Linked DNA regions of Homo sapiens: region 2 is linked to region 1. Evidence: read pairs that join two places in POLR2A ChIA-PET (ENCODE). Cell type or tissue: PC-9. All regions are shown on one strand. Links, peaks and the distances in the headings refer to the core of each region. The heading gives the core; the rest is flanking DNA. Region 1 has its middle 36 kb from the start of AHCYL1. Region 2 overlaps LINC01768 (long intergenic non-protein coding RNA 1768).

Region 1 (11,291 bases), core at 4,837-7,336:
ATGTAATGTAAGTCTTGCATAATGTAAAGTATAATGTATAATGTAACATGAGAGTCTATCCCACTGTCTTTGCCATTTTTCTTGTATAATGTATACATTTTTTACATTCTTATATACATTCTTGTATAATGTATACATTTTTCTTGCATAATGCCATTTTTCTTCTATAATGCCATTTTTCTTCTATAATGTAACATGAGAGTCCATCTCACTGTCTGCCATTTTTCTATTGCTCAGACGGGGGTCACAGTTTCCACCCAATGACTCACTGGGGGGTCATCCTAGAGTGTGTCCTACATAGGCGGCATACCGTGTCAAACTTGGGTGGTGGTTCTCAGTTTTGTGTATACCTAAGAATCACCTGGGGGCCTGTTAGTAGATAGATTCCTGGGACCTATCTCCAGAACTTCTGACTCAGTAAGTCTGAGGTGGAGACAGAGATCTGTTTAGTTAGACAGCAGTTAACTTCTCAGATGCATCTGAGGCAGGCGGTCCCCAGGCCACAGCTACACAACACTGCCAAGGAAGCTACTTCGGGAATTCCGAGAGGGGCACACTTGGATCTGAACCTCTCCTTTTCCAGTAATCTAATGAGATTGACTGATTCCATCTTTTTTCTTGAAGACCAAAGTGGAGGACTGGGTTCTCTTTATCAGCAGATTCCTATAGAGAGAGGCAAAGGTCACAGCCAGGTACAAAGAAGTCACCTAAAAAAACTTTAGGTAAAAATAATCCTCTAGGACATTATCAAAAGGCAAGGTTAATGAATCAAAGTAAAAACAACTGGTAATATGATATTTAATAAAGTTTAAATTATGGTTCTACCACTTACTAGATATAAAACACGGACAAGTAACCAACATCCCTGAGCCTCAAAGTCTGCAAAATGAAGATAATAGCTCCTTCCCACATTTGTTACCCCATATAAATGGGACAATGTAGGCAAAAAATGTGCCTGGCATTCAAATATCTGTCAAATCCCATCTAAAAAACTTGAACCTCAAAAAGGATTCCAGACTGTCAAAATATAACCACAAAGATTGGTATTGGTACTTCTGTTCCTCTCCAAGACCAGTTGAAGAAAACAAGAAAGTCAAGAATGATGAAATAAAGATAAATACCAGGACCAATGAAAGATTTTACAATTATATCACTTATATTATACATCCAGAAGACAACTCTCTATAAGAAGAAAATAAGTTTAAAGACTGAGTTAAAAAAGAAATGTAACTATTAATTATCTATAAGAAAAATAATTAGGCCAGGCGTGGTGGCTCACGCCTGTAATCCCAGCACTTTGGGAGGCTGAGGCTGGCAGATCACAAGGTCAGGAGTTCGAGACCAGCCTGGCCAACATAGTGAAACCCTGTCTCTACTAAAAATACAAAAAAAAATTAGCTGGGCATGGTGGTGCGGGCCTGTAGTCCCAAGTACTCAGGAGGCTGAGGCAGGAGCAGGAGAATTGCTTGAAGCCGGGAGGTGGAGGAGGTTGCAGTGAGCCAAGATCATGCCCCTGCACTCCAGCCTGGGAGACAGAGCAAGACTCCTTCTCAAAAAAAAAAAAAAAGAAAAAGAAAAAGAAAAAGAATAAAAATCACAAATCACAAGACTTCTTTTTTTTTTTTTTTTTTTTTGAGATGAGTCTTGCTCTGTTGCCCAGGCTGGAATACAATGGCATGATCTTAGCTCACTGCAACCTCTGCCTCCCAGGTTCAAGCGATTCTCTTGCCACAGCCTATCAAGTAGCTGGGATTACAGGTGCCTGCCACCACACCTGGCTAATTTTTGTATTTTTAGTAGAGACGGGGTTCCACCCCGTTGGCCAGGCTGGTCTTGAACTCCTGACTTCAGGTGATCCGCCCACCTCGTCCTCCCAAAGTGCTGGGATTACAGGTGTGAGCCACCGCGCCTGGCCTAAAACCACAATACTTTTTTTAAAAAAAGACTAAGATGATGGGAGTATCCTAACTTCTCGCCTGAGTATATAGTAGCAAAGGAGATTTTATGATAACGAATATGAAGAATGATAACATATGTTGAGCAATGAATGTTTAATAATCCTCAAGTTTTAGGTTCTAAATAATGCAATAACAAAGACATGCAAAAAGAGAAAAATGAAAATATAATTGCATTTGGATTCCTTGGCACTTTATTAACTAGCTAATTTTCAAAAGAGAGAAAATAGGGAAAATTAAATGGTAAATGAAAAAGAAAAGCAATTTTTAAGCAAATTATATTTTTAATACTTGTTCAAAAGACAGTCAGTAAAGTTTAATATGTATTCCTTATTAAATCTTTGCAATTAGATGCAGATATTTTTATTCTCAAATAAGAAGAACAAAATGTACTTAATCTGAAGAACCAATGTCATACTTATTGGAGATGCACGAGACTTGCTTCTCTGGAAAACAGAACAGAAGGTTCACCCATGTCTGTTTTTCTCAATGTGGTACTAGAAATGCTGACAATAGCTGTTTGGGAAAGGCATAAATAATTAGGGTAGGCCAGGTGCAGTGGCTTACGCCTGTAATCCCAGCACTTTGGGAGGCCGAGGTGAGTGTATCACGAGGTCAGGAGTTCAAGACCAACCTGGACAAGATGGTGAAACCCCATCTCTACTAAAAATACAAAAAATTAGCCAGGCATGGTGGTGGGCGCCTGTAATCCCAGCTACTCCGGAGGCTGAGGCAAAGAATTGCTTGAACCTGGGAGGCGAAGGTTACAGTGAGCCAAGATCATGCCACTGCACTCCAGCCTGGGCAACAGAGCGAGACTCCATCTTAAAAAAAAAAAAAAAAAAACCGAAAAAAACAATTAGGGTAAAAAATACTACTCCAGTTGACGTGATTATTTATCTGAATGTTCCAAGAATAGTATCCCCTAAATTACTATAAATAATACATGAATTTAGCAAAGATGTGAGCCAAAAGAAACCCACATAGAACAATTGCGTTTCTGTCAGTGAAATATAGCTGCATATTAATAAAAACATAAAATAAAAGAGAGAAAGATTCCATTCATAACCACGAACCAAAAATAAATTTGCTTGAGGATTTTCTTTAAGCCACAAGATTTATTCCAAGAAAGTTACTAAACTATAGCAGTAAAAGTAAAGGAGGATATGAATAAGTGGAGAGATACACCAGATTATTATTGGAAAAATACATATATAATAAATGTGACAGTGTTTCAAAGTTAATAGATTTCATGTAGTACCAGTTTAAGGCCTTACAAAATAATTACAGAAGCAGAATAATAGATAACAATCTTAGAAAATAAGAAAAGATACAAAAAAAGTAGGGCTTTCACAGGATTTAAAATGTATTACAAAAAGTACATTGATCAAAACTTTCTTAGCACCACAGCCAGGGTGGCACTGATAAGCTAAGTCAGATCCTGCCTTTCCTTTGTGCAAAACCATCCTAGACTTCTCATCTGCCTCTGAGTAAACACCACAGTCCTTACAATGCATGACCTGGCCCTGCAAGATCTGCTCTCGCCCTTCCATGTCTGGTCACCTCTCCTGTTCTGTCTGTCACTTATTCCACTGCAGTCACCTTGGCCTCTCACTAGGCCTGAATGCATTAGGCACTTTCCAGGTCACAAAATTTGATGTTCCTTTATACTTGCGCTTCTGTCTGGAACCCTTTTTTCTCCCACATATTTGCATACTTGTTCCCTCCCCTCCTTTGGGCTTTGCTAAAACAGCATCTTCTCAATGAGGTCCTCCTTAAGATTCCCAGAGAAAAGTTCAACTTTTCATTCCCATGCCAGGCTCCCTATCACTTTTTCCTGTCTTATTTATTATTTATTTATCCATCTGTTATCTATTTTTAAATTGTCTCCACCACCACCAGAATGATATAGCTCCATGAGGGCAGGGATGTTTGTTTTGTTAACAGCTGTATCCTTCGCACCCAGAATGGTACCTGGCACATAGTAGGTGCTTAACACATATTTGTTGAATGAATGAATGAATGAATGAGATAGAACAGAAATTCCTGTGGCACTGCTATTCTATTTTATAAACTTAATTTATGACAAAGCAGAAGTAACACAAGGCAGAAAGAGTTCATTGCTTGCTAATTGTTTGAGCAATGAAACAATAAAAAGGGAATTTAATATCTTAGAGTAATACATGGCATTATGTATAATAATACAGCCAGGCATCGTGGCTCAGGCCTGTAATCCCAGCAATTTTGGAGGCCTAGGCAGGCAGATTGCTTGAGTTCAGGAGTTCAAGACCAGCCTGGGCAACATAGTAAAACCCCATCTCTACAAAAAAAAAATACAAGAATTAGCCAGGCATGGTGGCACATATCTGTAACCACAGCTACTCAGGAGACTGAGGTGGAAGGATCACTTGAGCCCAGGAGGTCGAGGCTGCAGTGAGGCCAAGACCATGCCACTTCGCTTGAGCCTGGGCAACAGAGTGAGACCCTGTCTCAAAAAAAAAAATAATAATAATAATATAAATTTCAGATGATTAGAGTAAAACCTACACCAGTTTTTGTTTGTTTGTTTGTTTGTTTGTTTAAGACGGAGTCTCACTCTGTCACCCAGGCTGGAGTGCAGTGGCGTGATCTCGGCTCACTGCAACCTCTCACTCCTGGGTTCAAGTGATTCTCCTGCCTCAGCCTCCCAAGTAGCTGGGATTACAGACATGTACCACCACACCCTGCTAATTTTTGTATTTTTAGTAGAGAGGGGGTTTCACCATGTTGGCCAGGCTGGTGTTGAACTCCCTACCTCAAGCGATCTGCCAGCCTCGGCCTCCCAAAGTGCTGGGGTTACAGGCGTGAGCCAACGCACCCAGCTTAGTATTTTTTTAAATGGGAAAAATAACATGGTTATCTCATGTTTGAAGGGGTCGTAAATGTCTGACTATTGAAGAAATGAAAAAAATTTATTAAGGACAAGGTAGAGAAATATAAACATATATTATTATTATTATTATTGTTATTTAGACAGGGTCTCACTTTGTCCCTCAGGCTGGAGTGTAGTGGCACAATCTTCGTTCACTGCAGGCTTGACCTCCTGGGTTCAAGCGATCCTCCTGCCTCAGCCCCAGAAGTAGCTGGGACTAAAGGTACATACCACCACGCCCAGCTAACTTTCATATTTTTTTGAAGAGATGGGGTTTCACCATGTTGGCCAGCCTGGTCTCGAACTACTGACCTCAAATGATCTGCCCGCCTCACCCTCCCAAACTGCTGGGATTACAGGCGTGAGCCACCACACCTGGCCAAATATATAAAGATTACTCTGAACTTTACAGCAGCTACATACAAGACTATGCTATAGAAATAAAAGATGTGACAAATATTAAAAGCTTATCCCCAAGTAGAAAACAATAGATGGAGAAAATACTGGCTTGTGTCTGGATTCTACTCTGTAAATTGTCAAAGGAGAGGAACAGTTTATTCCCCCCAAAAAGGAAGAACAATTATCACATAAAAAAATACAGCCTTGAAAGTAATAAAGAGAAGCCCATTTAAACAACTTTAACATATCATTCTAGAACTATTAGACTAGCAAAAAGCTAGTAAAAGTAATAAATCCCATGTTAACAGAACTGTGGGGAAACAGGTACTTATATGTTGCTGGTGATAATGTGAACTTGTGCAATCTCTTAAACAATAAAAGGATATGCATCAAAGGCAGTAAAAATGCTCATATCTTTTGGAGTATTTATTCTGTTTTTGGAAGCTTATCTACAAGGAAGTAAATAAACCAAAAATTAAGCAAACAAAAAAAAATCAATCTGTTTCATACTGTGTAAAAAAGTGAAACTTGAAAATGACTCAGGTGCCAAATAATAGAGGAAATTCTAAGCAACTTTTCTTATAATAACACACTGGACAATTAAGAATGAAAATCTGGGGACTTTTTTTAACATGAAAGAATGTGAATGTCAACACAGCAGTGCTACCACCTGAGATGTTGAAGTGTGATTTTTCTGTAATAAAGCCAAGAGAGGTCACCCCTGAGATCAGAATTCTAATCTTTGGAACAATGCGCTGCCCAGAACTTACTGTACTAGGTGAAGAATCCTCTTACACAGGGTTATGCCAACCTGCCAGATTGAAAAGTCTAAGAAACTCCCTGGTGAGGCTTGAGGCTTGAAGTAACGATTTCATTTCACTTCATGGACGCTATTAACTCGGCCTCATGGACACACTTGTCCTGCAGTAAGATGAAGAGAGGAGGGTGCCCAGGCAGGCAGGACTGAAAGGTTCAGTTTCATTAGGAACTGGGTGCCCAAAGGAGGAAGCTGTAAGCCACGCTCCTGGAAAGTAGAGAACTTCGCAGGGAGCATGGGACCAGGGAGGAAGTGCCTTCTAAGGCTGCAGGAGTGGCAGGCCTTGGGACGGGAAAATTCCAGAGTAAAGATCCATTGTGAGGGAATTTCGCCTGTGTGAACCCAGAGCCTTCTGTAAATGCCACGGGATGCCTGAAAGTTCTAAACAGGAAACATGGCAAGACGGAGAGGAGCTACAATTTATTTGTCCAACTCATAATGCAGGTAAACAGGAAGATGAGATGTTTTGCCTACCTGCATGCCATGCCAGACTGCCTGGGTTTGAATTCTTTTTTTTTTTTTTTTTTTTTTTTTTTTTTAGATGTAGTCTCACTCTGTCACCCAGGCTCAAGTGCAGTGGCATGATCTTGGCTCACTGCAACCTCCATCTCCTGGATTCAAGCAATTCCCCCTGCCTCAGCTTCCCGCGTAGCTGGGATTACGGGTGTGCACCACCATGCCCACCTAATTTTTGGATTTTTAGTAGAGAAGGGGTTTCACTACGTTGGCCAGACTGGTCTGGAACTCCTGACCTCAGGTGATCCACCCGCCTTGGCCTCCCAAAGTGCTGGGATTACAGGTGTGAGCCACCACACCCAGCCCTGGCTTTGAATTTTGACTCTACCATTTATTAGCTGTGTGACCTTGGGCAAGTCACTTACACGCCTGTGGCTCAGTTTAACAACAGCACCTTCCTCTTAGGGATGCAGTGAGGTTTAGGTGCAACAAAACAGGGAAAGCTCCCACATTGGGATTCTCATTAACTGCAAGCTCCTATCATTATTTTGTACTAAGGTTATCTTGCCATGCAGCAAAGTGCCTGGGAGCACAGCTCAGAGAATAAGAAAGTTTGGATCAGATAGAAGCATCAGGAATTTATAACCAAGAGCTACCCAAAACAGTGAGGATCTGGGAGGAGGAAGAAAGAAAGCCTTCAAGTTATTTACACTGGAGATGCTAGGCTGGCGTGGGAAGGTTGGATGCCCTAAGCCTTCAGGTCTCAGTTGGGCTACCAGGCAGGTTTCTCCCCTCACCAGAGGCCGTCTCACAGTCAGCCTTGGGACCCTGGCTAGAGGCAGTTCTCCTTGAATTGCTTCGAGTGAGGCAGGACTGGTCCCAAATGGAGTCATGGGGTCATTGGGCACTAGACCACGGGTGCCTTGAAGACCTCACTGTGTGAGAGACAGATTGAGAAACACATCCAAGAATTTAGGAAGTAGATAGTGCTTTTTTTTTTTTCTTCCTGCTGATTGCCTGCCCATTGGTTGAGAGTGGGTAGTGTCAAAATTAAATCCTGATGCTTGTGCATTTTCCCTGGGAAAAGTTACAGATTTCGCTGGCTGAGGCAGTGGATGGGCGGGCAAGTGCAGGGACTAAGTGAAGGGGTCTGGAGGAGGGAAGAAATGTCTTCAGGGCATTTTTCGGAAGCTTTGCTGTGCAATGTGTTGTATAATCTTCTCCTCTATGTCCCAAGATAATTGTGCTAAAGACTGACATTTATTTTAAGGCTTTAAAAAAAAAGTTAGCTTTAGATTTCTTTGGAATGTTGTGCTGTGATGCTCCCTAAGGCACAAGCAATAGAAGTCTGTAAGTATGGGATTGTTCATTCACACAATCATTATTTATTAAGCACCTACTGTATCTGAGGAGCCATGTTAGGAGACGAGAATAGAGAGGTAGATAAGGTACAGTCTTAGTCTTCAAGTTGCTCACAGTGTACTGGAGATACAGATAAATATACAAATAATAGGTAAATTGTTGGTGTAATAATAATTGCGGTAGGCTGAATAATGTCTCCCAAACAGATCCAGGTCCTCGTGTCTGGAAACTAGGAATGCCATCTTACCCAGGTGGGCCCTAAAGGTGATCAGAAGAGTCCTTATAAGAGGAAGGCAGGGGGAGATCTCCCCACAGAAGAGAAGGCAATGTGATGGCAGAAGCTGCAATTGGTGTGATGAGCGTTGAAGACGGAGGAAGGGAGCGCACACCAAGGAATGCAGGAGGCCTCTAGAAGCTGAAAAAGTCAAAGAAACAGATTCCCCCTCAGAGTGTCTGGAAGGAACCAGCCCGACCCACACCTCGACTCTGGCCCACTGAGACCAATTTCAGACTTCTGAACTCCAGATATTTAAGATAATAAATTGAATCAATTTGTGGGGGTTTTTTGTTTGTTTTTGAGACAGGGTCTCACTTTGTTGCCCAGGCTGGAGTGCAATGGTGCCATATTGGATCATGGCAACCTCTGCCTCCCTGGTTCAAGCAATTCTTCTGCCTCAGCCTCCTGAGTAGCTGGGATTACAGGTCTGAGCCATCACGCCCGGCTAATTTTTGTATTTTTAGTAGAGACCAGGTTTTACCATGTTGGCCAGGCTGGCCTAGAACTGCTGACCTCAAGTGATTCACCCACCTTGACCTCCCAAAGTGCTGGGACTACAGGTGTGAGCCACCACACCCGGCCAAATTTGTGTTGTTTTAAGTGACTAAGTTTGCAGCAATTAGTTATATCGGCAATAGGAAACTAATACATTAGTGTTTAGTGAAAGAAGAGGCACAGAATGGAATGGACATCCTGACAATTGCCCTGCAGATATGCAGCTCATCCAGGTGTCAGAAGGGAATACAGAGAAGTGGTGCTATTGACTCTTGCCATAAAGGAATCTGGGAAGGACGTAAAGAACATCTTTACCTAGCACTGTGAGGTGTGGAGAGGTGAAGGGATTGGCCAGGGTCATACATATTCATTTACTGAGCATCTGCTCTGAACCAGCTCCTGTGTTGGTTTTGATGGGATATGAAAATAATTAAGGCAGGGTTCTTGCCCTCAAGGAACTTCCAGTCCAGCAGGGGAGAGCTAGCATAAAAGCTCTGGGTTATCATGACTTTGGACCAGTTATTTAACCTCTTTGGGTTTAGGTCCTTCTATGTAAACGATAGAAAGAGCTGCTTCACCAGATGTGAGGACCAAGTGATAAAATATATGCCAACTTGCTTTGTAATCTGTAAAGCATTATAGAAATAAAAGGTGTTATTGTAATTAGGTATAAGAAAAACAAGACACTCACTTAAGTAGCTTGAAGGCATATGAGGAAGACATAAAAAAACCACAAGACACTCACTTAAGTAGCTTGAAGGCATATGAGAAAGACATAAAAGACATACTGGAGATTCAGATGGAGTGACCGAAGAGATGAACTCAGCTAGCAGGATCAACACAGCTTTCTAGAGGAAGGACATTTTAGCAGGTTGTGGTGGGACAGGAAGTAGATGTGAGAAGGGGAAGGGGAGCGAGAGCCCAAGGAAGGGCAAGGAGGAAGAACATTTACTAGATGTGAATGTGAATGTGAGTGGCTGGAGATGAGGTTAAACGGTTAAATGATAGATTGGGCCCTGATTGTGAAGGGATAACCTGCGTCCTTTGTAGGTGACTTGAACCTCTAGATGATGAGGAATTTCAGTGGTGGGGAAGTTGGCACCTTCATAGGGCTAAATCTTAACTTTTCCATAAGCCCTTCTTAATCTTGCTTCCACCACCTCATCCCAGCTCCTCATTAAGGTGTCCAGAGCAGAACCCAGGTTGTGTGGCTCCAATCGCTGCTCCTTTCTCCATCAGTTCTATTTCAACACAAGGCAGAGTTAGGAGCTGAAACTTGTTCGTGTTTTTTTTCCCTTTAAAAAATACTGTTGGAGTTTTTTTGTTTTGTTTTTGTTTTTTGTTTTAGAAAATTACTCATTGTTGGCCAGCGCGGCGGCTCATGCCTGCAATCCCAGCACTTTGGGAGGCCGAGGCGGATGGATCACCTGAGTTCAGGAGTCTGAGACCAGCCTGGCCAACAAGGTGAAACCCTGTCTCTACTAAAAATACAAAAATTAGCCAGGTGTGGTGGTGGGTGCCTGTAATCCCTGCTACTCTGGAGGCTGAGGCAGGAGAATCGCTTGAACCAGGGAGGTGAAGGTCGCAGTAAGCTGAGACTGCGCCATTGCACTCCAGCATGGGCAACAAGAGCGAAACTCCGTCTCAAAAAAAAAAAAAAAGGAAAACAAAAAGAAAATTGCTAATTGTTAAATCATGCAAAGGATGAAGACAATAGTTTCTGGGACAGATGAGCATTCACTGTGAGCCAAAAAGCCAAATGCTGTTTAAAGTACATTCTACTTGGACCTCTGCTGATATTCTCATATCGAATAACATTGTGCTGAAAAATTGGTGGAGAATACTTGCACTAGAACAAAAATTCTGGTTCAGGGTTTGGTTCTTGGTTAAAAAATAAACTATGGGAGGCCCAGGCGGGCGAATCACGAGGTCAGGAGATCGGGACCACCCTGGTTAACATGGTGAAACTCCATAAAAAATTAGCCAGGCATGGTGGCGGGGGCTTGTAGTCCCATCTACTTAGGAGGCTGAGGCAGGAGAATGGTGTGAACCTGGGAGGTGGAGCTTGCAGTGAGCTGAGATTGCGCCACTGCACTCCAGCCTGGGCGACACAGCAAGACTCCATCTCAAAAAATAAATAAATAAAATAAAATAAAAATAAAAAATAAAAAAGGGGAATAATTGTTCTGGAAGTTGTATTCGTCTTCTCTTTCCATTTTGCTCTTATCAGCTCTACAGACGTTAACTGAGCGCCTTCTCTCTGCTGGTCTGTGTGGTGGGTGGTAGGCAGGCCCTGTGAATGGAGTTCCAGTCTGGTGATGAGGGAGTGTCAGATGACGTTCATCTACCTCAGTATTTGAGCTTTTAACTCAAAGAGTTATGACTTTTAAGGAAGATTCTAAAGCCCACTTAAATTGTCTCCTCCTCTATGTATTCTTCCCTGATAATTTGCTAGAAGGACTCTCTCTTTCTCTTTTTCTGTCCCTCGGCCTCACTCCCTTCTCCATACCCTTTCCTCTAGGTAGGAGTAATCTTTTATTCTACATCTCCCAAGACAGTTAAGATTTCAAATATTTTACCCCACAATCCCTACATTACAGTGACATGCAAATGTTTTGA
Region 2 (11,185 bases), core at 8,377-10,876, 89 kb after region 1:
TCCCAGTAGATTGACATTCACCTTCTGACTGTTAGGAAAATGGCCAACAGTCCTTGAGAGTTGCTGGCATTGGCTGTTTTTTATTTCTTGGCCATCATGGTCTTCTGTGGCTGATTGATTGATTGATTGATTGAGACAGGGTCTCACTCTGTTGTTCAGGCTGGAGTGCGGTGGTGTAATCTCAGCTCACTGTAACCTCCATCTCCTGGGCTCAAGCAATCCTCCCACCTCAGCCCCCTGAGTAGCTGGGACTACAGGGGTACACCACTATGCCTGGCTAACTTTTGTATTTTTATGTTCCTTTTTTAAAGAGACAGGGTTTCACCATGTTGCCCAGGCTGGTCTTGAACTCCTGAGCTCAACTGATCCGCCTGCCTTGGCCTCCCAAAGTGTTGGATTACAGGCGTGAGCCACTGTGCCTGGCCCACAGCCATTTAAAATCTCTTTCTCTTTCTCTCTCTCTTTTTATTTCTCTGTTTTTCTCCATCCTTTCCCATCTCTCATTTTAGATTATCCTGTGGGTCAGGATCAGCTTTGTTCTTTTCCTGTTTTTCCCCATGCAATATGCACCTGCAGATTTCTTTTTTTTTTTTTTCTTTTTTTTTTTTTTTTGAGACAGAGTCTCACTCTGTTGCCAAGCTGGAGTGCAGTGGCGCAATCTTGGCTCACTACAACCTCTGTCTCCCGGGTTCAAGAGATTCTCCTGCCTCAGCCTCCCAAGTAGCCAGGACTACAGATGTACACCACCAGGGCCAGCTAATTTTTTTTAGTAGAGACGGGCTCTCACCATGTTGGCCAGGATGGTCTCGATCTCCTGACCTCATGATCCCGCCTCAGCCTCCCAAAGTGCTGGGATTACAGGAGTGAGCCACCATGCCTGGCCACACCTGCAGATTTCTATCCTCCATTTTTGAGACCCCAGAGGCAAAAAGATTTCTCTCTTCAGAACTGGCTTGAAAAATCCTTCAGAAAGACCATGTTTGAGGGGGTGATTAGAATAATGGCTAAGAGCATGGACTCCAGAGCCAGAGTTCAAATCCTGGCTGTGTGAACATAATGAAGTTATGTAACCCCTTTGTGTCTGTTTCCCCCTAAAATGAGGATGATAATTGTATTACTTCATTGGGTTCTTGGGAGAATTCAATGAGCTAATGATGTGCTCAAAACAGTGCCTGGTACATGGTAAGCTCGTATATAACCGTGGCCATCACTCATCCTGCAGACAACACAAGAATGTTTAATTTGCTTTATGAGCTCAACTATCCAAAAGTAGAAGAAATAAGAAGAACTCCTTTGTTGGATCTAATGTTAAAAACATATGTCAATATTGGTTTATGATGCACAAGTGACTAGAGCTTGGGAGAAAGTAATGGCTTTGTGGAGCTCTTTATGGTGCAGAAGGGACCTGTTCATCTCACTCAAGGAGAGCAGATTTCAACAAGTTGGGAAATTTGCATGAGTCAAAAATATTGAAGGAGAATATGGCTAAAGAGGGACAGAAATTTCTAAGAAGTAATATGTTCATTATGTAGTCACAAATGAACCAAGGAAACATGCTGGGCCCCACCTTCTTCCTTGTTTCCTTTTTCATCCCCCTTTAAATTCTGTCCAGTTTAAATCCTAAGTTTGTCTTGCTGCTTCTTCCCATTCCCGCATCATCCACTCTCCTTCAGACTACCTTTATTTTTCACCTGGGCTCCCAACTGGTCTCCCCATATCAACTCTGGCACCTTTTAGAGTTCAAGGCATTCTCCACCCTCCACACTATACCCACAGTGATTATTTTGAAATATAAATCTGATTGCAATCCCATCATCCCTATCCTACCTCCCACCCTTAGAACCACTCACTGGCTTTCTAGCACCTCCAGGATAAAGAAAAACAGTTTTAACAGCCTACCAGACCCTGCTGAGTCTGGGCATCACCTGTTTCTCTAGCTTCATCAAGCTCCATCTTACTCTCTTTACTCTACCCATAATGGCCTTCCTTTAGTCCCAATCACCAAATTTTCCTGTGCCACAGGGCTTTTGCATGTGCAAGTCTCTTCCTGGAAAGCTCCTTCTCTTCCCCCTGTCTGTACCCCAACCCTTTTTAAAATCAATAGGCTATTTTTTTTTTTACAGTAGTTTCAGGTTTATAGCAAAATTGAGTGGAAAGCACAAAGAGTTCCCATATACCCTGTCCCACCCCCACCCCCATCCCCATACACACACAGCCTCCTCCACCCTCAATATCCCGAAATAGTGTGGGACATTTGCTACAACTGATGAACCAACGTAGATGCATCATTATCACCCAAAGGCCATAGCTTACATTATGATTCATTCTTTGTGTTGTACATTCAATGGGTTTACACAAATGTATAATGATAGATACCCACCCTTACTGTTTCACTACCCTAAAAATCCCTTGATCTTTAATTTCCTAGTGACTATGATGTTGGGCACCTGCTCATATGCTTACTTGCCATCTATCTACTTTGGTGAGGTGCCTGTTCAGATCTTTTGCTCATTTCTAAATTGAGTTGTTTCCTTCCTTTTTGACCTCAGTCAATCCTTCCCACTCATCTTTTAGATCTCAGTGATCCCTTTCTTGCATCTTTAACTAGATTTAAGAAAGAAAAAAGGCTCCTTATAAACTCTTCGCTATGTGCCTCTTCACAGTTATTGAGCTGTAATTTTATATTTATTTATGTAATTATTTGAACAGTGCCCCTTTCTTTGAGTTTGTAAGAGCAAGCACCATATCTGCTTTTGTTCCCTGGTATATCAGTAGTTCCTAGTGCTGTACCCAACATGTAGTAGGGGCTCCACAAACAGACCAAGGAATAATTAATAACCTCATTGAGAAGGAAGGCGAACTGGGCCCAGAGCAGTCATCTAAAGAACCACCTCAAATACACGGTGAGTTCAGAATTTCAAAGAGCAGGTATAGCAGTGGGAAGGGGCAGAGGGCCGAAAACAAATGCCCAAAGCAGCACCAGCCCACAAGACTGGGGTCAGGAATACTAACACGTAAAATGAGCTGAGGCTTAAACAAATGACAGAAACCAGAAACCCTGTTTTAGAAAAGTATCTGAAGCAAGAAAAACAATGGGGAAGATCCAGGCCCCACACTTAGTGGAGGGGACAAATTTTTTCATGCATAATGTTTTTCTCCCTCAAGAAGAGTAATTCTCAAACCGGAAAGTGTAAAGGCAAATTCCAGAAGAACGTGGAGCGCAGCCATGAGGAGGTGGTGGAAGCATCTGGCCACATTCGAGTTCTGGTTTTAGAGGAATCTCCTCGGAACTCGGGGATGTGATTGCAGAACTACTGTCCGTGATTTCTGAGAAATTTGGGAAAGGAGCCAACAGCCAGGGAAGTGTGAAATGTTTGTCAGTTTTCAAAACGGAGGAATGTCTAAATGGGGTAAATTTAACGACCTCTGACTTCCAAACAACATTAATTCATGGTACAAGTGTGAACTAGATTTGTAATGGAGTGCCTAGAAAGTGGAATTTTACATCTTTCTGCCTCAATGAACTGCCACTTAAAAGTTGCCAGCTAGCAAGAGGAGGCAGCCAATCTTCTTAGAGGAAGTCTTTGTTCTTAGAACAATCGTGTGAATGGTCTCCTTCAGTTACGTAAATGTGGGCAGCTAGGCACCCATCATCCTGAGAAGAGGATATAACTGGACATTTTTTCCCTACTGTGTGGCTTGACAAAGGCTGTTCTCTATATTTCTTGGTATGAAGAGCTGGTTGCTGAAGCATTTGGACAAATGTATACAGGAGCACAAGGAGCCTTCTGGGAGAAGACGGATCTGAACCACTCCCTTCTTATTTGAGGCAAAAGGTAACTCTGATGGGCTGAAATGATCGTACCTGAATCCATGGATGGGTTCCACCTGAAATGACCAAGAACCACCGCTCACACCCACTGCACCCACCCAAGTGGAAGAGGAGGTGTGAAACGATGGCTTGATTGTCCTCTGGCATGGTGCATGGCTGAGGCTGACACACCCAGAAAGCCCAGCTGCTTCACCAGAGGGGTGTCTGTGTGTAGCAGCCCACATGTGGTACACTCTTGTCTAAGCATGACACTGCAGGAGGACTCAATGCAGCTCGCGTCAGGAGCTGGACTATTTGTGTGATAGGACTTTGGCAGGACTGGTTTACAAGATACTGGTCACAGAGACCCCTGCTGATAAAATAGGATGTGGTAAAGAAGCCAGCCAAAACCAAGATGGCAACAAAAGTGACCTCTGATGGTCCTCACTGCTCATTATACACTAATTATAATACATTAGCATGCCACAAGACACTCCCATCAGCACCACAACAGTTTACAAATACCATGGCAACCACTGCACTACCGTATATGGTCTAAAAAGAGGAGGAACCTTTGGTTCCGGGAAATCTCCACCCCTTTCCTAGAAAACTCATAAATAATCCACCCCATATTTAGCATGTAATCAAGAAATAACCATAAGTATAGCCAGCCAGCAGCCCATGAGGGCTGCTCTGCCTGTGGAGTAGCCCCCCTTTTATTCTTTTACTTTCTTAATAAACTTGCTTTCACTTTGCTTGCTTGCTCTTGAATTCCCTCTTGTGCAAAGCCAAGAACTCACATGGCCTCCCAGGCTGAACCTTAATTTTGGGGTTCACCCTGTGACATTAGCAGCAGTGCATCAGGAGCTGGGGTGGGAGTGGGGGAATTCTAGTTTCAACAGTGATAGAGATGGCAGCATCAGAGAGAGCCTGGGTTCCTTCAGCCAAACACTGCATAAACTACAACAATGCACAGGCAGCAGGGAGAGAGAGGGTTTTGCTCATGAGGAAAGAAAAGAACTTATAGTTGAGGAATGTGAGTCCTTTTAAATCATCAGTCCCAGAGAGATATTAAAATGAGAAAGCAATCACATTCTACTTCCCCCTTGAGCTATGTATTCATCTCTTAAAACTGCTTGCTATTGCCACAAATAGCACTTGGACACTATATTGCTTAATAATGTATAGCAAATCACTCTTCAATGTTACTTTTGTGTATGTGTGTTTTTTTGTTTTTGTTTCTGTTTTTGTTTTTTTGAGACAGAGTTTCCCTCTTGTTGCCCAGGCTGGAGTGCAATGGCACGATCTCAGCTCACTGCAACCTCCGCCTCCCGGGTTCAAGCAATTCTCCTGCCTCAGCCTCCCAAGTAGCTGGGATTACAGGCGCCCACCACCACATCTGGCTGATTTTTGTATTTTTAGTAGAGATGGGGTTTTCACCATGTTGGCCGGGCTTGTCTCCTGACCTCAGGTGATCCACCCACTTGAGCCTCCCAAAGTGCTGGAATTACAGACGTGAGCCACCATGCTGGCCCAATGTTACTTTCGTAAACCAATGAGAAATCCTGACAAACAACTTTGTATCAGCCTACTCCCTGTCCCCACTTTCTGCCTTTAAAAATCCACTTGTGGCCAGGCGCGGTGTCTCATGCCTGTAATCCCAGCACTTCGGGAAGCTGAGGCAGGCGAATCACGAGATCAGAAGTTCAAGACCAGCCTGACCAATGTGGTAAAACGCCCTCTGTACTAAAAATACAAAAGAAATTAGCTGGGCATAGTGGCGGGCGCCTGTAATCCCAGCTACTCAGGAGGCTGAGTCAGGAGAATGACTTGAACCCAGGAGGCAGAGGTTGCAGTGAGCCGAGATCACACCACTGCACTCCAGCCAGGTGACAGAATGAGATTCGGTCTCAAAAAAAAAGTCTACTTGTAACTGCTGCTGATCAGAGTGTGTGTTCAGGACAACTTGAATCTATGCTGCCTGGTTGCAATTCTCAAGCTTGGCCCAAATAAACTCCTTACATTAATTTTGCCTCAGCTTCTTCCTTTTAGGTTGACACTTACTTGGTGTACTGGGCTGAATAGCAACCCCCACCACCCCAAATTCATATCTACCTGGAACCTGAGAACATGACCTTATTTGGAAGTAGGGTCTTTGTAGATGTAATCAGTTAAGATGAGGGTCTGTTTGTTTTGGGTGGGCCCTAAATGTGATGTGACTGGTATCCATATAAGAAGAGGAGAGGACACAGAGATTCATATGGGAAGTCCAGGTGACCTTGGAGATAGAGATTGGAGTGATGCACCTGCAAGTCAAGGAATGCCAAGGTTTACCAGCCAGAAGGAGCCAACCCTGCCAGCACCTTGATTTCAGACTTACGGCCCCCTGAACTGCAAGACATTAAATTTCTGTTGTTTTCAGCCACCGATTTGTGGTACTTCGTTACAGCAGCCTGGTAACAAATTGATTTGGGCATGTGGGGATTCAGGAGATTAATCTGGAAAATAAGAAATAATGAGAATCTTATTTGAATCCCAGACTGGTAAGGCAAGTTACACTAATTACAGATTATTAAACAGATGTCTTATCTGCTCTGATAAACCAACAAAATGCTGAAATGACATCTTATAATATTTTTGCGGATAAGCTAGGAAAAATGTGGGTTCGATGATGGTACAAGTTGAGGGTTTTCAGCTAGTTTAACACCCGATTGGATTGACCAAATGATGCTGGCCCACAGGAAAATTGCATGACTCTGTCCTTTACAGTAACTTGGATAATACTTTGAATATGTTCTTTTTTTTTAATACTTTAAGTTCTAGGGTACATGTGCACAATGTGCAGGTTTGTTACATAGGTATACATGTGCCATGTTGGTTTGCTGCACCCATTAACTCATCATTTACATTAGGTATTTCTCCTAATGCTACCCCTCCACCTGCACCCCACCCCATGACAGGTCCCCATGTGTGATGTTCCCCGCCCTGTGTCCAAGTGTTCTCATTGTTCAATGCCCACCTATGAGTGAGAACATGTGGTGTTTGGTCTTCTGTTCTTGAGATAGTTTGCCCAGAATGATGGTTTCCAGCTTCATCCATGTCCCTGCAAAGACATGAACTCATCCTTTTTTATGGCTGCATAGTATTTCATGGTGTATATGTGCCACATTTTCTTAATCCAGCCTATCATTGATGGATATTTGGGTTGGTTCCAAGTTTTTGCTATTGTGAACAGTGCTGCAATAAACACACGTGTGTATTTGTCTTTATAGTAGAATGATTTATAATCCTTTGGGTATATATCCAGTAATGGGATTGCTGGGTTGAATGGTATTTCTAGTTCTAAATCCTGGAGGAATCACCACACTGTCTTCCACAATGGTTCAACTAGTTTACACTCCCCAACAGTGTAAAAGTGTCTCTATTTCTCCAGATCCTCTCCAGCATCTGTTGTTTCCTGACTTTTTAATGATTGCCATTCTAACTGGTGTGAGATGGTATCTCATTGTGGTTTTGATTTGCATTTCTCTGATGAGCATTTTTTCATGTGTCTGTTGGCTGCATAAATGTCTTCTTTTGAGAAGTGTCTGTTCATATCCTTTGCCCACTTTTTGATGGGGTTGTTTTTTCCTTGTAAGTTTGTTTAAGTTCTTTGTAGATTCTGGATATTAACCCTTTATCGGATGGGTAGATCGCAAAAATTTTCTCCCATTCTGTAGGTTGCCTGTTCACTCTGATGGTAGTTTCTTTTGCTGTGCAGAAGCTCTTTAGTTTAATTAGATCCCATTTGTCAATTTTGGCTTTTGTTGCCATTGCTTTTGGTGTTTTAGTCATGAAGTCCTTGTCCATGCCTATGTCCTGAATGGTATTGCCTAGGTTTTCTTCTAGGGTTTTTATGGTTTTAGGTCTTATGTTTAAATCTTTAATTCATCTTGAATTAATTTTTGTATAAGGTGTAAGGAAGGGATCCAGTTTCAGCTTTCTACATATCACTAGCCAGTTTTCCCAGCACCATTTATTAAATAGGGAATCCTTTCCCCATTTCTTGTTTTTGTCAGTTTTGTCAAATATCTGATGGTTGCAAATGTGTGGTGTTATTTCTGAGGCCTCTGTTGTGTTCCATTGGTCTATCTCTCTGTTTTGGTACCAGTACCATGCTGTTTTCGTTACTATAGCCTTGTAGTATATTTTGAAGTCAGGTAGTGTGATGCCTCCAGCTTTGTTCATTTTGCTTAGGATTGTCTTGGCAATGCGGGCTCTCTTTTGATTCCACATGAACTTTAAAGTAGTTTTTTCCAATTCTGTGAAGAAAGTCATTGGTTTCTTGATGGGGATGGCATTGAATCTATAAATTACCTTGGGCAGTATGGACATTTTCACGATATTGACTCTTCCTATCCATGAGCATGGAATGTTCTTCCATTTGTTTGTGTCCTCTTTTATTTCATTTAGCAGTGGTTTGTAGTTCTCCTTGAAGAGGTCCTTCACATCCTTTGTAAGTTGGATTCCTGGATATTTTATTCTCTTTGTAGTAATTGTGAATGGGAGTTCACTCATGATTTGGCTCTATGTTTGTCTGTTCTTGGAGTATAGGAATGCTTGTAATTTTTGCACATTGATTTTGTGTGTATTTCTGTGGGATCGGGGATTATATCCCCTTTATCATTTTTTATTGCATCTATTTGATTCTCCTCTCTTTTCTTCTTTATTAGTCTTGCTAGCAGTCTATCAATTTTGTTGATTTTTTCAAAAAAACAGCTCTTGGATTCATTGATTTTTTGAAATTTTTTTTCTGTATCTCTATCTCCTTCAGTTCTGCTCTGATCTTAGTTATTTCTTGCCATCTACTAGCTTTTGAATGTGTTTGCTCTTGCTTCTCTAGTTCTTTTGTGATGTTAGGGTGTCGATTTTAGATCTTTCCTGCTTTCTCTTGTGGGCATTTAGTGCTATAAATTTCCCTCTACACACTGCTTTAAATGTGTCCCAGAGATTCTTGTACATTGTGTCTTTGTTCTTATTGGTTTCAAAGAACATCTTTATTTCTGCCTTTATTTCATTATTTACCCAGTAGTCATTCAGGAGCAGACTGTTCAGTTTCCATGTAGTTGTGTGGTTTTGAGTGAGTTTCTTAATCCTGAGTTCTAATTTGATTGCACTGTGGTCTGAGAGACAGTTTGTTGTGATTTCTGTTCTTTTACATTTGCTGAGGAGTGTTTTACTTCCAGCTATGTGGTCAATTTTGGAGTAGGTGTGGTGTGGTGCTGAGAAGAATGTATATTCTGTTGATTTGGGGTGGAGAGTTCTGTAGATGTCTATTAGGTCTGCTTGGTGCTAAGTTCAAGTCCTGATATCCTTGTTAACCTTCTGTCTCGTTGATCTGTCTAATGTTGACAGTGGGGTGTTAAAGTCTCCCATTATTGTTGTGTGGGAGTCTAAGTCTCTTTGTAGGTCTCTAAGGACTTGCTCTGTGAATCTGGGTGCTCTTGTATTGGGTGCATATATATTTAGGATAGTTAGCTCTTCTTGTTGAACTGATCCCTTTACCATTATGTAATGGCTTCTTCATCTCTTTTGATCTTTGTTGGTTTAAAGTCTGTTTTATCAGAGACTAGGATTGCAACCCCTGCTTTTTTTTTTGTTTTCCATTTGCTTGGTAGATCTTCCTCCATCCCTTTATTTTGAGCCTATGTGTGTCTCTGCACATGAGATGGGTCTCCTGAATACAGCACATTGATGGGTCTTGACTCTGTCCAATTTGCCAGTCTGTGTCTTTTAATTGGGGCACTTAGCCTATTTACATTTAATTTAATATTGTTATGTGTGAATTTGTTCCTGTCATTATGATGTTAGCTGGTTATTTTGCCCATTAGTTGATACAGTTTCTTCCTAGCGTTGATGGTCTTTACAATTTGGCATGTTTTTGCAGTGGCTGGTACCAGTTGTTCCTTTCCATGTTTAGTGCTTCCTTCAGGAGCTCTTATAAGACAGGCCTGGTGGTGAAAAAATCTCTCAGCATTTGTAAAGGATTTTATTTCTCCTTCACTTATGAAGCTTAGTTTGGCTGGATATGAAATTCTGAGTTGAAAATTCTTTTCTTTAAGAACGTTGAATATTGGCCCCCACTCCCTTCTGGCTTGTGGAGTTTCTGCCAAGAAATCCACTGTTAGTCTGATGGGCTTCCCTTTGTGGGTAACCCGATCTTTCTCTCTGGCTGTCCTTAACATTTTTTCCTTCATTTCGACCTTGGTGAATCTGACAATTATGTGTCTTGGGGTTGCTCTTCTCAAGGAGTATCTTTGTGATGTTCTTTGTATCTCCTGAAATTGAATGTTGGCCTGCCTTGCTAGGTTGGGGAAGTTCTCCTGGATAATATCCTGAAGAGTGTTTTCCACCTTGGTTCCATTCTCCCCGTCACTTTCAGGTACACCAATCAGACGTAGATTTGGTCTTTTCACATAGTCCCATATTTCTTGGAGTCTTTGTTCATTTCTTTTTACTCTTTTTTCTCTAAACTTCTCTTCTTGCTTTATTTCATTAATTTGATCTTCAATCACTGATACCCCTTCTTCCACTTGATCGAATCAGCTATTGAAGCTTGTGCATGCGTTATGTAGTTCTTGTGCCATGGTTTTCAGCTCCGTCAGGTCATTTAAGGTCTTCTCTACGCTGTTTATTCTAGTTAGCCATTTGTCTAATCTTAAGGTTTTTAGCTTCCTTGTGATGGGCTCAAACATTCTCCTTTAGCTCGGAGAAGTTTGTTATTACCAACCTTCCGAAGCCCACTTCTGTCAGTGAGAGACAGGACTAGCTGGATTTCCAAGGCCGACTAAGAATCCCTAAGTCTAGCTGGGAAGGTGACTGCATCCACCTTTAAACATGGGGCTTTCAACTTAGCTCACACCCGACCAATCAGGTAGTAAAGAGAGCTCACTAAAATGCTACTAATTAGGCAAAAGCAGGAGGTAAAGAAATAGCCAATCATCAAATGCCTGAGAGCACAGGGGGAGGGACAATGATTGGGATATAAACCCAGGCATTCAAGCAGGCAATGGCAGCCCCGTGTGGGTCCCCTCCCATTGTATGGGAGCTCTGTTTTCACTGTATTACACCAGGATTCCACGGATGGCCCAAATGCATTCAATCTGTAGCAGCAACTGCTTTGTTAACAGAAGAAAGTAGAAAAGTAATTTTTGAGGAAACCTCATTGTGAGCACACCTCACCAGTTTAGAATTATTCTAAGTCAAAAAAGCAAAAAGGTAGCTTACTAACTCAAAAATCTTAAAGTATGGGGCTATTTTGTTAGAAAAAGGTGATTTAACATTAACCACTGAAAATTCCCTTAACCCAGCAGATTTTCTAACAGGGGATTTAAA

The links. Peaks named below come from ENCODE experiments on the same cell type or tissue, not always from the same donor. Only the 100,000 strongest peaks of a DNase experiment are listed, where the experiment ranks them.
Region 2: POLR2A ChIA-PET joins it to region 1 with 10 read pairs; 2 of 35 experiments call an interaction of 5 or more read pairs at or near these places.

Annotation. Positions count from the first base shown.
Region 1 is chr1:109,942,881-109,954,171 of GRCh38, reverse strand. No RefSeq gene overlaps it. Among named protein-coding and RNA genes, the nearest start is that of AHCYL1, 36 kb to the left of the region's middle. In PC-9, for the core only: no CTCF peak of the experiment used is centred there; a DNase peak (open chromatin) is centred at 5,811; H3K27ac peaks cover 2,141 bases.
Region 2 is chr1:109,857,561-109,868,745 of GRCh38, reverse strand. The region is part of intron 4 of LINC01768 (long intergenic non-protein coding RNA 1768); the gene reads right to left. Among named protein-coding and RNA genes, the nearest start is that of LINC01768, 35 kb to the right of the region's middle. RefSeq lists an enhancer at 3,328-3,873. In PC-9, for the core only: no CTCF peak of the experiment used is centred there; no DNase peak of the experiment used is centred there.